Regions from separate parts of the Homo sapiens genome. Here region 2 is linked to region 1. Evidence: chromatin contacts called from ENCODE Hi-C or POLR2A ChIA-PET data. All regions are on one chromosome and are shown on one strand. The core of a region is the stretch at or near the end of the contact, and the rest is flanking DNA. Distances in the headings are between cores, read along the strand shown. Region 1 holds the start of PCDHB1 (protocadherin beta 1). Region 2 holds the start of CD14 (CD14 molecule).

What was found. Hi-C counts contacts between places; a loop is a spot of excess contacts on that map. ChIA-PET counts read pairs that join two places held with the same protein, here RNA polymerase II (POLR2A). Pooled maps may share reads with other maps.
Region 2: a map with no recorded cell type shows a loop between it and region 1 (2.6-fold over the local background). The contact joins the promoter of CD14 here to the promoter of PCDHB1 in region 1. A Hi-C loop is called at or near these places in 1 of 37 single-sample maps with no recorded cell type and 8 of 50 pooled maps. POLR2A ChIA-PET finds 5 or more read pairs at or near these places in 1 of 52 experiments (MCF 10A).

Annotation. Positions count from the first base shown.
Region 1 is chr5:141,049,223-141,052,838 of GRCh38, reverse strand. PCDHB1 (protocadherin beta 1) reads right to left here and starts at 1,465. Exons shown (of 1, transcript NM_013340.4): 1 at 1-1,465. The coding sequence starts at 1,368. It overlaps PCDHB1-AS1 (PCDHB1 antisense RNA 1), which reads left to right. Exons shown (of 4, transcript NR_105056.2): 3 at 1,669-1,960. It also overlaps PCDHB@. RefSeq lists an enhancer at 1,056-1,884.
Region 2 is chr5:140,631,259-140,634,874 of GRCh38, reverse strand. CD14 (CD14 molecule) reads left to right here and starts at 1,700. Exons shown (of 2, transcript NM_000591.4): 1 at 1,700-1,806; 2 at 1,895-3,143. The coding sequence starts at 1,804. The coding sequence ends at 3,019. It also overlaps a transcript of TMCO6 not described here. RefSeq lists enhancers at 2,056-2,555, 2,768-2,827, 2,556-3,057.

The DNA.
Region 1 (3,616 bases), core at 216-2,715:
GGAATCTTCCCGAAATATTGGAGGATTGTCATTAACGTCGGATATTAGCACCTCTATCATAGTCTCGGCAGACAAGCTAGGTGGTCCAGTATCCATGGCAACAATGGTGATATTATAGCCTGAGACCTCCTCCCGATCCAAGCTTCTGTCAGTGACCAGTGAGTAAGAATTCCCAAATGTAGGTTTGATTACAAAGGGAAGGTCTTCTCTGAGGAAGCAGGTGACTTTTCCTCCCACTCGAATGTCCCGGTCTCTGATAGTGAAAAGGGCTACTACTGTCTGTGGTGGTGAGTCTTCAGGGAGTGGGCTGGACACAGAGGAGACCATCACTTCGGGAGGATTGTCATTCACATCCACCACTTCTACCAGGACTTTGCTGTGGGCAGAGAGGCCTCCACCATCTGTAGCTTGAATGTCAATGTCGTATGTTTCAATGGCTTCAAAATCGAGGGGTCCTCTTAGTCGAACTTCTCCATTTTGAGGGTCAATCTGAAACGTCTTGAGAATTGCTTCTGGGTTTTGAGCTAAAGAGTAAGTTATCGCTTTGTTGGTGCCCTCGTCTAGGTCCACGGCAGTCACCGTGGCCACCAAAGAGCCATTGGGGCTGTTCTCTGATACCTGGGCTCTGTACACCAGTCGCGAGAACTGGGGCACGTGGTCGTTGACATCCAGAACCACCACGTGGATGTGAGCTGTGCCAGACTTAGGCGGGGACCCGCCGTCCACCGCCGTAATTGTCAAGTTGACTTCAGGCTGCTCCTCTCGGTCCAGGGGTTTGTTCAGCACCAGCTCAGCATATTTAGGCCCGTGGCTGCAGAAGCGGGTGTGCAGGTGGAAATACCCATTGGCACTCAGGGTGTAGTTCTGGAGACCGTTAAGGCCCACGTCCAGATCCTGGGCGCTCTGCAGAGGAAAACGTGAACCCAAAGGGGTGCTCTCCGGAATCTTTAAAAGCGGCTCCTTGTTTAGGAAAACTGGGGCATTGTCATTGATATCAAATACCCTGACCTCGGCCCGGAAGGACTGCAGCGGCTCCACCAGGACTACTTCAAAGTGCAGAACACAAGGGTCGGCTTTGCCACAAAGTGACTCCCGATCCAGTTTCTCCTTCACAAACAAATCTCCCGTCTTGCGGTGGAGCCGGAAATGCATTTTGTTGCCCTCGGAAACCAGCCGCGCCCCGCGCGCAGCCAGCTTCCCTACCTCCAGTCCTAGGTCCTTAGCTACGTTGGCCACAAACGAGCCGCTCTCCATTTCCTCTGCCACTGAATAGCGGATAGTTGTCGCATCCCCCACAGATATGCACAGAAAAATGAGAAGAGATCCCACTTGCCTGTTTTGCAAAGATTTTCTGCGCGTACCCGCCATCAGTTCTCACAAGCGCGCTCTCTGCAATCAGAGCCAACTGTTGCGGATATACTTTCACTTTTCTGCAACAGGTTACTGCAACAGCTGCTCTCCGCTTCACTAGCCTCTAACTGCAGCACCACCAAAGGCTAGCCGAGCCCATTAAGCTGTTTTGCACTTGAAAGAAAATTTGCATTGAGCGACTCAACTCCCCAGTCTAGCGAATGTATTAATAGATATGTTCTCATTCCGGAGAGTTAGGTAGAGGTTGAAAGTTTGTTGCCAAAGCAACAACAGACTCACCTGTTAATTCCCTTTCAGGAAAAAAAGTCCTTGGGAATTGAGAAGCCAATGAGATTAGTCGTTCAAGCTGAAGTCATTCTATCTGCTAGCTGTCTGGAGCCACTGAAGCTGTGGGCGAACAGCAACAAGTTTAAGCTACATCTGCACACTCTGCGGTCCATCCAGAGACCAAGAAAGAAGCACAAGGATCCTGCAGAGTCTTCCGAAGCCCAAGCCAAATATATGAGGCAGGGAGCTAGAGAATGTGGAGGAAGTGGTCAGTAGGAAAAGGAATGGGAACAGACATTCTCCTTCAGAAACTTGAGGTCCAGTAAGTACACTGACAGGGGACTAAGCCAACTGACCTCTTGATTTGCACTACGCTATCATGCTACTTCTACGTATTCGCTCCGCCCCCCTCCAAATATCTGTATACACGTGCACAAAGGGAGCAGCTGGCTTGTCACTTATGATTATAATGGCAGTAGTATTTATTGGATATGATTTCCATGTACTGAGACTATGACAAGTGATTTACATGCATTATTTAATTTAATACTTGCAACAACTATATGGAGTAGACATTATTAAAAAAAAAAAAAGACAAAGAAAGTGAGATGGGAGAGGTTATGTCAAGGTCCCCTACCTAGCAAATGTTAGAAATAAAACTCAATTTAATTTTGTCTGACTCCGAAGTCTATGCTCTTAATCAGTACACTACTCTGCTTCCCAGATAATATAATGAATAAATCAAATGAAGATAAATATTTGGTTTTGGATTTTAAAGCAAATAAAATAAGATTGCTTACACATATTGAAAATGACCTAATAGAAATATAGGAGATATTTGTTGAGTTTCCTTTATGATCATAGGATAATAGAATGTTTAATAAGACATTTCAGAAAGATGAGATCCAGTCTCCTTCTCACCCACTCTCCACTTTAAAAAAAAAAAAAAACAGATGAAGAAACTAAGGCCCGAAGTGATGAAGTCACTTGCCCAATTCATACAGCTACTCATGGCAGTGTAAGAACTAGAACTTGTCTTCTGATGCTGTCTCATGCTCATTACCTAAAACATTTGATTTCTCATTTGTGCTCAATACTTTATGTCCCAGGTGCTATAAAATTATGGCCACTTAACGGAAATCTAACTATATTTTCCAATAGGAAAAAAAGAATGAAAGTAGAAAGTGTACAGAACATTAATTACATCCTGACATGAGGGAATTAATGAATCTCTCAATCTCTGTCAGTTATTTTAACACCTGGCTTAAGTGTGCATCCTTAAACAGTTTAGTTTTGCCTCTTTTGAAAACTATATATCTTACTTGAGTATGAGTAGAAATAAAACAAAACTATGTATCAAGTAAAGTGTACAGTAGGTAATCCTTTGAATTTTGTTTCTTTCCCTCATTTTTTAGCTCAATGTAAGATTGGTGTTATCTTTAGCTCTAGTTCATTTATTTCCATTACCGTATAAAATACCAATATATTGTCAATGTCCTTTAGCTAGAGACCATCAGACACACACCTGTAGTTGAACAAAGTTATATTTACTGACTTATTATAACAAGGGAAGCTGTACACCATAGAGAGTCATGGAGCATCTCAGTGAAACGGTGTTAGAAAGAACATATATTTGGTCTTGTGTTAGATGATTTGGGGGAGGTTTGAAGCAGAGTGCTCTGGATTGGATGTCATCATAAGTGGAGTTAACTCTATGATGAGTATATTGATAATTCTTATGTAGAAGGTGAGAGGAAAGGGGTGAGGCTAACTCTGTGATTGGTAAGTAAGCTGAAGTGACTAATACTAGCCAGGACAGAAAGATGTTTGGGCATTTTTGTGGATTGGACAATACTCTTTTTTGTCTGTATTTAGACACACTTATGGTGTGCTCTCATTTTCCTCTTGCTCCATCATAGTCATGGTATGGCCTTGTCTGATACTGGTGTCCTATGAAATCATTTTTTGTTCAACAGAA
Region 2 (3,616 bases), core at 451-2,950, 420 kb after region 1:
GGAGGCGGAGATTGCAGTGAGCTGAGATCGCGCCCAGCCTGGGCAACAAGAACAAAACTCCGTCTCAAATAAATAAATAAAAGTAAAAAAGACTTTCAGGCCGGGTGTGGTGGCTCTCGCCTGTAATCCCAGCACTTTGAGAGGCCAAGGCGGGCGGATCACCTGAGGTCAGGAGTGCCTGGTCAACATAGTGAAACTCTGTCTCTACTAAAACTACAAAAATTAGCCGGGCATGGTGGTGGGCTCCTGTAATCCCAGCTACTCAGGAATCTGAGGCAAGAGAATTGCTTGAACTTGGGAGGCGGAGGTTGCAGTGAGCCAAGATCACGCCACTGCACTCCAGCCTGGGCAACAGAGCCAAACTCAGTCTCAAAAAAAAAAAAAAAAAAAAAGACTTTCATATAGTTCTTTCCCCAGAGGTCTAGGGATGTGGACCTGTGAGGGCTGTTGTAAATGCGTAGCTCCTTATTCTCTGGGACATTTGTTGTTTTTTTGTTTTGTTTTGTTTGCTGTTTTTTTCATTTTGTTTTGTTTTCTGTTTTTGTCTGTTTTTTGCGAAACTGGTGAGTTACTAATTAATCCTCATTCAACATAGTCCCATCCCTTCCTTCCTAGGGCACAGAGATTGTACTGAGGGGAGGGCAGGAGAGAGCAACGTGCAAGTGGGAAAACTGATTCAAAATACCTTGCTTCACAATTTCAGGACAGAAAATGGATAGTGTAAGTGACCCAGAGACTTGGCCAATGTGTCTCTGTTAAATACATCCACTTTTAAGAAAGTTAGTACTGCCAGGCACAGTGGCTCACGCCTGTAATCCCAGCACTTTGGGAGGCCGAGGCGGGTGGATCACAAGGTCAGGAGTTCAAGACCAGCCTGGCCAAGATGATGAAAACCTGTCTCTACTAAAAAATACAAAAATTAGCTGGGTGTGGTGGTGGGCACTTGTAATCCCAGCTACTCGGGAGGCTGAGGCAGAGAATTGCTTGAACCCAGGAGGCGGAGGTTGCAGTGAGCCGAGATCATGGCACTCTACTCCAGCCTGAGCAACAGAGCAAGACTCTATCTCAAAAAAAAAAAAAAAAAAGAAAGAAAGTTATTACTTAATCAAAGGAGCAAGGAAAAAAAAAGGAAGGGGGAATTTTTCTTTAGACCAACTTCCTTTTCTTGAACCTAATTCTACCCCCCTTGGTGCCAACAGATGAGGTTCACAATCTCTTCCACAAAACATGCAGTTAAATATCTGAGGATATTCAGGGACTTGGATTTGGTGGCAGGAGATCAACATAAACCAAGACAAGGAAGAAGTCAAAGAAATGAATCAAGTAGATTCTCTGGGATATAAGGTAGGGGGATTGGGGGGTTGGATAGTGCAGAGTATGGTACTGGCCTAAGGCACTGAGGATCATCCTTTTCCCACACCCACCAGAGAAGGCTTAGGCTCCCGAGTCAACAGGGCATTCACCGCCTGGGGCGCCTGAGTCATCAGGACACTGCCAGGAGACACAGAACCCTAGATGCCCTGCAGAATCCTTCCTGTTACGGTCCCCCTCCCTGAAACATCCTTCATTGCAATATTTCCAGGAAAGGAAGGGGGCTGGCTCGGAGGAAGAGAGGTGGGGAGGTGATCAGGGTTCACAGAGGAGGGAACTGAATGACATCCCAGGATTACATAAACTGTCAGAGGCAGCCGAAGAGTTCACAAGTGTGAAGCCTGGAAGCCGGCGGGTGCCGCTGTGTAGGAAAGAAGCTAAAGCACTTCCAGAGCCTGTCCGGAGCTCAGAGGTTCGGAAGACTTATCGACCATGGTGAGTGTAGGGTCTTGGGGTCGAACGCGTGCCACTCGGGAGCCACAGGGGTTGGATGGGGCCTCCTAGACCTCTGCTCTCTCCCCAGGAGCGCGCGTCCTGCTTGTTGCTGCTGCTGCTGCCGCTGGTGCACGTCTCTGCGACCACGCCAGAACCTTGTGAGCTGGACGATGAAGATTTCCGCTGCGTCTGCAACTTCTCCGAACCTCAGCCCGACTGGTCCGAAGCCTTCCAGTGTGTGTCTGCAGTAGAGGTGGAGATCCATGCCGGCGGTCTCAACCTAGAGCCGTTTCTAAAGCGCGTCGATGCGGACGCCGACCCGCGGCAGTATGCTGACACGGTCAAGGCTCTCCGCGTGCGGCGGCTCACAGTGGGAGCCGCACAGGTTCCTGCTCAGCTACTGGTAGGCGCCCTGCGTGTGCTAGCGTACTCCCGCCTCAAGGAACTGACGCTCGAGGACCTAAAGATAACCGGCACCATGCCTCCGCTGCCTCTGGAAGCCACAGGACTTGCACTTTCCAGCTTGCGCCTACGCAACGTGTCGTGGGCGACAGGGCGTTCTTGGCTCGCCGAGCTGCAGCAGTGGCTCAAGCCAGGCCTCAAGGTACTGAGCATTGCCCAAGCACACTCGCCTGCCTTTTCCTGCGAACAGGTTCGCGCCTTCCCGGCCCTTACCAGCCTAGACCTGTCTGACAATCCTGGACTGGGCGAACGCGGACTGATGGCGGCTCTCTGTCCCCACAAGTTCCCGGCCATCCAGAATCTAGCGCTGCGCAACACAGGAATGGAGACGCCCACAGGCGTGTGCGCCGCACTGGCGGCGGCAGGTGTGCAGCCCCACAGCCTAGACCTCAGCCACAACTCGCTGCGCGCCACCGTAAACCCTAGCGCTCCGAGATGCATGTGGTCCAGCGCCCTGAACTCCCTCAATCTGTCGTTCGCTGGGCTGGAACAGGTGCCTAAAGGACTGCCAGCCAAGCTCAGAGTGCTCGATCTCAGCTGCAACAGACTGAACAGGGCGCCGCAGCCTGACGAGCTGCCCGAGGTGGATAACCTGACACTGGACGGGAATCCCTTCCTGGTCCCTGGAACTGCCCTCCCCCACGAGGGCTCAATGAACTCCGGCGTGGTCCCAGCCTGTGCACGTTCGACCCTGTCGGTGGGGGTGTCGGGAACCCTGGTGCTGCTCCAAGGGGCCCGGGGCTTTGCCTAAGATCCAAGACAGAATAATGAATGGACTCAAACTGCCTTGGCTTCAGGGGAGTCCCGTCAGGACGTTGAGGACTTTTCGACCAATTCAACCCTTTGCCCCACCTTTATTAAAATCTTAAACAACGGGTCCGTGTCATTCATTTAACAGACCTTTATTGGATGTCTGCTATGTGCTGGGCACAGTGCTGGATGGGGAATTCATCATACTTAGGCTTTCTTCATCCTAACTCCCTAAGAAACCCTATCTGTCCTCCTCAAGAAAAGAACTGCGGGGATAGAAGGAGCCAGGAAAGGACTCCTGGCTAGGGCTGCATGGGAGAAACAATGAGTGTGCAGTCAGGGCTTTCTGAGCAGATTATTGGCATCTGGATTAAAAGGTATTTGCATGATATTTGGAAGATACAAAATATTTCCTCTCCTATGCACTTCCCAAGAGCCAGCTGCTCCCTTTCAAAGGTAATAAAACCCACAGCCATTTGCTTATTTCCTTATTCTTTCTCTCTCTCACACACACACACACTCACACACCCTCCCTCTCCCTCTCTGTCTGTCTCCCTTACCACTCAAGGAAGAGGGACAGCCTCCTATCCTGCACAAG